Linked DNA regions of Mus musculus: region 2 is linked to region 1. A link is a contact called in ENCODE Hi-C data. All regions are on one chromosome and are shown on one strand. The core of a region is the stretch at or near the end of the contact, and the rest is flanking DNA. Distances in the headings are between cores, read along the strand shown. Region 1 holds the start of Rragc (Ras-related GTP binding C). Region 2 holds the start of Zc3h12a (zinc finger CCCH type containing 12A).

The links. Hi-C counts contacts between places; a loop is a spot of excess contacts on that map.
Region 2: a map of T-helper 17 cell shows a loop between it and region 1 (5-fold over the local background). The contact joins the promoter of Zc3h12a here to the promoter of Rragc in region 1. A Hi-C loop is called at or near these places in 2 of 37 maps with a recorded cell type or tissue (T-helper 1 cell and T-helper 17 cell).

The regions. Positions count from the first base shown.
Region 1 is chr4:123,915,311-123,918,991 of GRCm38, reverse strand. It overlaps Rragc (Ras-related GTP binding C), which reads right to left and starts at 1,559. Exons shown (of 7, transcript NM_017475.2): 1 at 1,225-1,559. The coding sequence starts at 1,458. It also overlaps D130007C19Rik.
Region 2 is chr4:125,126,188-125,130,348 of GRCm38, reverse strand. It overlaps Zc3h12a (zinc finger CCCH type containing 12A), which reads left to right and starts at 2,468. Exons shown (of 6, transcript NM_153159.2): 1 at 2,468-2,582; 2 at 3,267-3,743. The coding sequence starts at 3,301.

The sequences.
Region 1 (3,681 bases), core at 310-2,809:
CACCAAGCCAAGCCAACCTGATAGCTCGTACCTGAAAGCTCAGGATGAGCTTAAAGTCACCCTTGGCTACATAGTCAGTTCTTGGCCAGCCTGCTATACAGGAAGAAAACAAAAAAACCACAGCAGGGCTGGAGATGTAGCTTTAAGGCTTGCCTGATACAACCCTAACATACAGCAAATTTGTCTCTCAGTGTTAACTTGGAAGAGAGAAAAAGTTCTCATAGGTTTCAAGTGGTAGTTACTTAGCATAAGCACTCCCCCCAAAGGTCTAACTTTGACACAGACGTGAGAAAATAAAACAGTTGTCCAGCAAGTGCAGGGGCGGAAGATGTGGGGGTAGGCAGCGATGTTGCTTTTTAAAAACACCACCCCTACAAAATACCAGAGATTTCTGTTTGGACAGACCTTTGTGTCAGAGTGGAAATGGGGAAAGCATGGTTGTCTGTGACCGTAGTTTTACCAGAAGTTCGCTCTGTTTGTAATGGGAATGGCTGATTGAAAGAAATCAACCCTGCCTCTATTTCCCTAAAAATACAAAGCCTTAGGCATTCATTCTATTCGTTCACGACGGACCCAAGTGAAAACAAATGCACTGATGTCTGTCCGCCTGCAAAACCGTCTCCAAAGATCGCTGTGACCAGCTACTGGGGACTGTCACCTGTAACTGCAACCACAGGGCTACAAGTTCTAAATAAAGTAGGTGTAGCGATAGAGTCCCCCCCCCCGCCCCCCCCCCCAAAAAATGTTTTTACAGAAGTCTCCAACAGACTGACAACAAACACTGAGATGCCCAGTGTCTTCGCCACAACACTTTCAGGCGCCGCTACGGTCCAGAGGCTGGGAGGAGATCCCTGAAAACTCCTGTCACCTAAGTGAGATGCGGCGGGACAGCACGCTCACCAAGTTCTCCGCGTGAGAACCGGGGACGACGGGTCGGTTTCGTCAACGCCACAAGGGCAGCGACCAGAAGGGAGGAGTTCTAGGGCGGTGACCGGCACCTGCCTCCTCCCTCCAGCCAGCGTCGCCTCCTGGCCCCCCTCGACCCTCGGAGGCCCAGGTCGGGGACCCTGGGCGAACCGCGCCCAGGCTCTGCGCTCGCAGGTGTGGACAGTGCCCGGGGACGCAGCGCCAGGCCTCCACCCTCTCAGGCCTCCTGGGCACCCGCCACCTGAGCGCCGTGGGCCGGGCAAAACCAAGGGCAGGCGGCGGCTGCGGGGCGCTCACCTTCTGGATGGAGGATTTGCCGCTGCGCCGGAGCCCCATAAGCAGGATCCTCGGCTTGGAGCTGTCAGCGCCGCCCGGGCCGCAGCCGCCGCCGGCCCCCGCGCCTCCGCCGCCACCCGCCGCTGCCTCCTCTTCCTCCTCCTCCACGCCGTAGCCGAAGTCCTTGGGGAACGAGTCGGCTGCGCCGTAACTGCCGGCCAGGGGCGTCTCCTCCGCCCCGTACTGCAGGGACATGGTGCTGGACCACCACCGCCCGCGCCCTGACAGGCCAGGCCAGGTTAGGCCGCCGCCTCCCCAGGCCGCCGCTGTTGCCGCCGCCCCCGGCAGTAGCCGCCGCAGGGCCCGCCCATAAGCCCAGCTCCGATTGGGCCGCCGCCAAGCTTCGGTTTATTATTGGCTGGGCGGGCTGCCACTCTGGGACAACAGGGTAAGTGGTACTATCACGTGCCCGGAATCACCTGACTAGCAGCGGCAGAAGGGGGGGAGGCGTCACGAGGAGTTCGGCCTGGCCGCGCCTCTCGTCGGCCTCCGGGCCTTCGCCCTGGGGGCACAGCCCGCAACGCACCTCGGCCTTCCATGCGCGCGCTGGGCTGCTCCCCGCTCCCCGCCTTCTTCCGGGCTCCGAGAGCAACGCAGGGAAGCTTCTAGGCGTCTGGGTAAGAATTCTTTGTGCCCCCCTCCCTTGTTGCAGCTGCCCTGCCAGTATTTAGTGATGCTTGTCAGGTCCTGGGTACCAGGAAGGCACTGGAAACTGAATTGCCCCTCCATGCCCTCAAGTTGCTTGAAGCTGAACAGAGATTGGACTTCTGTGTAAGTTGACTCAGTACAGATTTTATGGGAAAAGGCCATGAGGATAGATGAATTGCTCTGGAATTGGGTGAGTCCACCGGAGGTCGTGTGTGAGCCAGTCCAGACCTATAGATTCGGCACGTGCGAAAGGCAATTAGGAATCTCAGTGATAACTTGCCTATGCTGGTACCTGGAACCCGATAAGGAAAACAGATACGAGCATGCTAAAACATCTTCTAATTCCGTAAGCAGATCGCTGATAGGATACTGCTGCCCTTATATTCTACCGACTCCATCTTCACGCCCACCTAGTGCCCCTCCAGTAACCCATCCAGCAACTGAGTACTTGACTTCTTTGTGATTAGAGACTAGAGGAATTAGGGCTAATGAAGGCAAATGATTACTGCCAAAGTATGTTTCAGAAAGTTGTAAATGTCTCGGACTCCCAGAAGTGGAAATTTGACAACCCTTAAAATACAGCCGTGTACACTCAAAAGGAGTTGGGGTAGGGATAGGGCTTCTGGTTTTACAAAGTGACTGTTGTTTGCAGGGCTAAGGATGAAATTCGGGGTCTTTTGCGCATGCTAGGGAAAATTCTACCACATAGTCTCATCTCCTACTCAGACAGACTGATCTGACTGTAGAGAGAAAAGTAAGCTCTAGTAGGCCGTCACAACCTCACCTAAAAAATATCAACTCCACAGTACCTAATAGACAGGCAGAATGCACTTAAATATGCGTGTGTCTCTCAGTATCAATGGGAGAATGCTTTCAGGACACCCTTAATCCGATTAACCGACTGGAAGACGGTCAGATTCCTAGTATAGGCTATTTACATGTGAACCTATGCACACTCCATGTACTTTATATTATCTCTGCATTAATTATAATAACCAGTACAATGAAAAATGAAATTGTGTCTTTGCCAGGCATGATATGATGGCCCACATCCGTAAATCTCAGTACATCTGAGGCAGGTGTAGAATTCCCCCCAAAAAGTTCTAAGTCAGCCCACTCTACACATCCTTGACAGCCTTAGCTAGAAACCCCTTTTTTAAAGAATGGGATGTGTGTATAAATAGTTGTTGCACTATATTGCATAAGTGTAAAAATAAAGTCTACATATGTTCAGTACAATTCCCCCAAAATATTTCCAATCCAGTTGGCCTAATCTATGGATTCAGAGAACCAACTGCTGTGCCAGGGGAAATCAAATTTAACGGTAGCTTTGATAAAAGGTTTAACAGTTTTTGGGTGGAATATATGAGTAGAGATCATAGGACAACCACAGATATCTAAAAACTTTCACCCTGATTTTTTGGGAACAGTTTCTTCTTTATCTATCTCACAATGGGAGCACTGAGATTACTGACATAAATATGCTCAACTTTATGTGAGTTTGGGGGATTCAAACTCAAGACCTCACATTTATTTAAAAAGTGCTTCCCCACTGAGCCATCTTCAAAAGCTCTGTTCTTTTTAAATTTTTATTCCTGCTCAGTGGTTAAAAGCACTTGGTGCTCTTGCAGATGATCCACATCCAGTCCCAGCACCCATATGATGGCTCACAACTGTCAAGTGTCAGGGGATGCAGTGCCCTCTAAGGATGCCAGGCACACAGGTGGAACTCATAAATACATGCAGGCAAAACACTCATACACATAAAAT
Region 2 (4,161 bases), core at 1,219-3,718, 1.2 Mb before region 1:
AGAACTTCCTCCAGACCAGGGAAGGCGGTGTGATAGGGACGCCCAAAAGTCCTCAAAGGCACCTTGTTTTCTGTTTTGTTTTGTTTTGTTTTGTTTTGTTTTGTTTTGTTTTGTTTTGTTTTGTTTCGAGACAGAGTTTCTCTGTGTAGCCCTGGCTGTCCTGGAACTCACTCTGTAGACCAGGCTGTCCTGGAACTCAGAAATCTGCCTGCCTCTGCCTCCCAAGTGCTGGGTTTAAAGGCATGCACCACGATGCCCGGCTGGCACCTAGTTTTCAAGTTAGACAATAGATACCTGGAAAGCCAGGCAGGGTGGCACATTCTTGTCACCACAGTATGCAGAAGGTGTGTGGGGGGGTTAAAATTCAAGGATAACCTCTGCTACATAGTGAGTCAAAGCTAGGTTGGAATCCATAAGACCCAGTCTCTAAAACCAAAACAGGGCTGGAAAAATTGCCACTTAGAACACTTGTTGCTCCTACAGAGAACCCAGGTTCAGTTCCCACATGGCAGCTCACAACAATCCATTCTCCAGTTCTGGGGGGAATCTGACCTCCCAGGGCTCCAAGCATGTACGTGGTATACAAAATTACGTGAAAGCCAGGCAGTGGTGGCTCACGCCTTTAATCCCAGAACTTGGGAGGCAGAGGCAGGTGGATTTCTGAGTTTGAGGCCAGCCTGGTCTACAGAGTGAGTTCCAGGACAGCCAGGGCTATACAGAGAAACCCTGTCTCGAAAAACAAACAAACAAACAAACAAACAAACAAACAAACAAACCTGCAAAAGATAACAGAGATGCAGCTTTAAAAATTATTGTTGGGAGCTGAAGAGAGAACTCAGTGTTTAAGATCACTGGCCACTCTTCCAGAGGATCCTGGTTTGATTTCCGACACCCATGTTGAAGCTCACAACCATCTGTAACTCCAGTTCCAGGGGTCCTAAGCCCCTTGTGGCCTCCTGGGGCACCAGGCATGCATACAAAATTCCCATGCACATCAATACGGTAATTAAAAACTAAATAAAGTCAATAAAAATTATTGTTATCTCTTTTTAGACTGAATGTATGTAGCTATGTTGGTGGTATCTTTTACTATAAAACCATTTTATTAAAACAGCCAATGTCCTTAGAAGACAACTGCATTTGCTTAGACAGGTGAGATATGACTGAAGTATTGACACACAGTAATTAATTCTTACTTTTGAGTGTTTTGGCTTCCTGAGCCTCAGTTTCCCTATATGCAAGCATGCTGGTGACATAATAGACTTTGTCTTCCTGTGTGCAGGTCCTGGGTTCCCTTTCTCCCTCTCCTGGGCACCTCTCTCTTCTCTAGCACACACACATGCATTCGTGCATGCATGCAGGCACACTGACAGCCAGGCTCCCTTCCCTCTGCCCTGAGTCACTAGTGTCCCCCAGAATGCTCATAGTGGTCCCTGGTGCTACAGAGTGGGAGCTCCTATTTTTTTTTTCCAAGACAGGGTTTCTCTGTGTAGCCCTGGCTGTCCTGGAACTCACTCTGTAGACCAGACTGGCCTTGAACTCAGAAATCCTCCTGCCTCTGCCTCCCAAGTGCTGGGATTAAAGGTGTGCGCCACCACACCCAGCTGGGACCTCCTATCTTGATCTACATGGCTGAGGCCCTTCAGCTTTTTCCTGCATTTCTCAGAGGTAAATGGAGCAAGCATGATAACTCACACCTATAACCTCAGCACACAGGATCCTGATGGATGGGGCCACTGGGCTGTTTGAGGCCGGCATGGGTTACATAGCTTGACCTTGTGTCAGAAAGAACAACAAAAGCCAAAGAAAACAGAAGGTCCCTGAGCACAAGGATCTGTCCAATATCTAAGCCCCAGGATGATAATGTACAGGGCTGTGCTCGACTGAGGGATCTTGACCTCTTGAGGATAAGGGACAAGATGAGTTTTTGCAGTCTGCTTGATAGCATTCTTCACGGACTCTCCCATGGCGATTGGTGTCAATGTCCCTCCTTTTCCTGGCATTTCCTCCACCACTATGCAACTTGTGGTGGTGGAGCCCTCCTGTCTTGGGAAGGTATTTACTTCAAGAAAAGTGTCCCTGGTCCTGAGTGTGACTCTATCGCTGAACAGGCTTCAGTTCACAACCTATGTGACTGAACTGGAGTGGCCGGATCTCTGCCGGCTGTGGCCTCAACTTGTGCAACTAGAAACCTGGACCAAGCCGGTGGACGTGTCAAGTTGTTGAAGTGAACCTGCGAGGCCGTTCTATTCCGGTTTTGCATGGTGCACGGAACCTGCTTCTGCAGAGCCGGCGTTAAGCAGTCGGGTGGTACAAGCCTGGAGCCGCCCAGACTTCGTGTGGCCAGGGGCGTGGCTAGAGATGCTGGGGCGGGACTTGTTCAGAAACGGGGCGGAGCCGGCTCCGACCTACCGTGGGGCGGGGCAGGAGGGAGGCGGAGCAGGAAGGGGCGGCGGCCCTGCCCGGCTTCCGCGTCATTGCCCTTAAAGCACCTGCCCGCCTGTCGCGGCTACGAAGGTGCCGTCAGAGCCCGAGACTCGGCTCCATGGACACCTTACAGACGACGTCCGGCGCTCAGCGGGGTGAGTGCTACCGGGTGGAACGGGTGCTGCGCTGCGTTGGGTCTGACTCCGGGAGGGTCGCGCGCGGGCAGTGTCTCCATCGCTGGGACCCCGCTGAGTTCACCCTGGTGCGTGGAACGGGGTGTCTTGGGGCACCCGGCGTTCTCCGGGCTCTAGCCAGGACCTCCTCGCGTCACCGGGCCCGGTAGCCAACCAGAGTCGCCCAGCAACTTTTCTCTCCGTGGGTCACCCCGGAAACTTGTCCTTCCCAGAATAGAACTCTGTCCCTGAGCCGAAGTATGAGACTCGGAGACGAAGGCGGTGGCCACAATGGGGAAGCCCCTGGGTCCCCTGCGCACTTCCAGCCCCAGTTTCCTTCTGAGAGCCCCGCCCCTGCCTCTTGGGTCCCTTGGGTTGGCATGGAACAGAACGGGGTTTGGGGGTGGAGTCAGACCAAGTTCAAATGTTTGTATCACAAACTTTGAGTTGATGATCTTGAGTAAACGCTTACTGCCTGTGCCTCGGTCTCCCTCTTGTAAAAATAACTAATGCTGAGAGCTCTTTGAGAGCACAGCGTGGGCTGACACGTGAGAATGGCTTTGAATAGCGTCTTCTCAGTTCGTGTTGCCCCATTCTGTGGAAGAGAGTCTGAAAGAGACCTATATTGGGCATTGCTTGCCCTTAACCCTGTGGTCTGGTCAATAGGAGCTGTGATGGACACATTCCAAGAATGTGAAATATGAGTGACCCTTGTGGAACGAAGCCTGTCCAAGAATCCAACCCCACCATGAGTCTGTGGAGTCTTGAGGACAGACACAGCAGCCAGGGTCGACCTCAGCCAGACCAGGATCCTGTGGCTAAAGAGGCCCCTACTTCCGAGCTGCAGATGAAGGTGGACTTTTTCCGTAAACTGGGGTACTCGTCCTCTGAGATCCACAGTGTCCTGCAGAAGCTGGGAGTCCAAGCAGACACCAACACGGTGCTAGGGGAATTGGTGAAGCATGGCTCAGCTACTGAACGAGAATGCCAGGCCCTGACGGCCCCCAGCCCCCAGCCCCCTCTGGTGCCCCGGGGTGGAAGCACCCCCAAGCCTTCCACTCTAGAACCCTCACTCCCAGAGGAGGACAGAGAGGGCAGCGACCTGAGACCTGTGGTCATCGACGGAAGCAATGTGGCCATGAGGTATGTGTGGAGACCTGTGGAATAGTGTCTGTAGCTCTTCCTTTGGGAAGGGGGCTTGGCTTTTCTCTTGGACTGGTGAAGGAACACAAAAGCTGTCTGTGAGATCCCACCATGTGCCAGAAGGAACCCCTTAAGCCTTAAAGACTTCCTCAGGGCTGTTTCTCCAATGCTATAAGAAGGAAAACAGCTCAAATCCTTGCCAAGAGTCACACTTCTTGATAAATGAGAAGCAAAGATTCAAACCCAGCCTTCTTTGCCTGGAGTGTACCTTGTGCCATGGTCTATCCTTGCCTACGGCATGAGGCAGGACAGTATAAGGGATTAACCCGTGGGCCAGTCACTTAGCCAGTTGGGCTTTTTCTTCTCCTGTCAAACTTTCCACTCAGGTGGCCCCTGTGGGGAGAAAATTCATAGAACG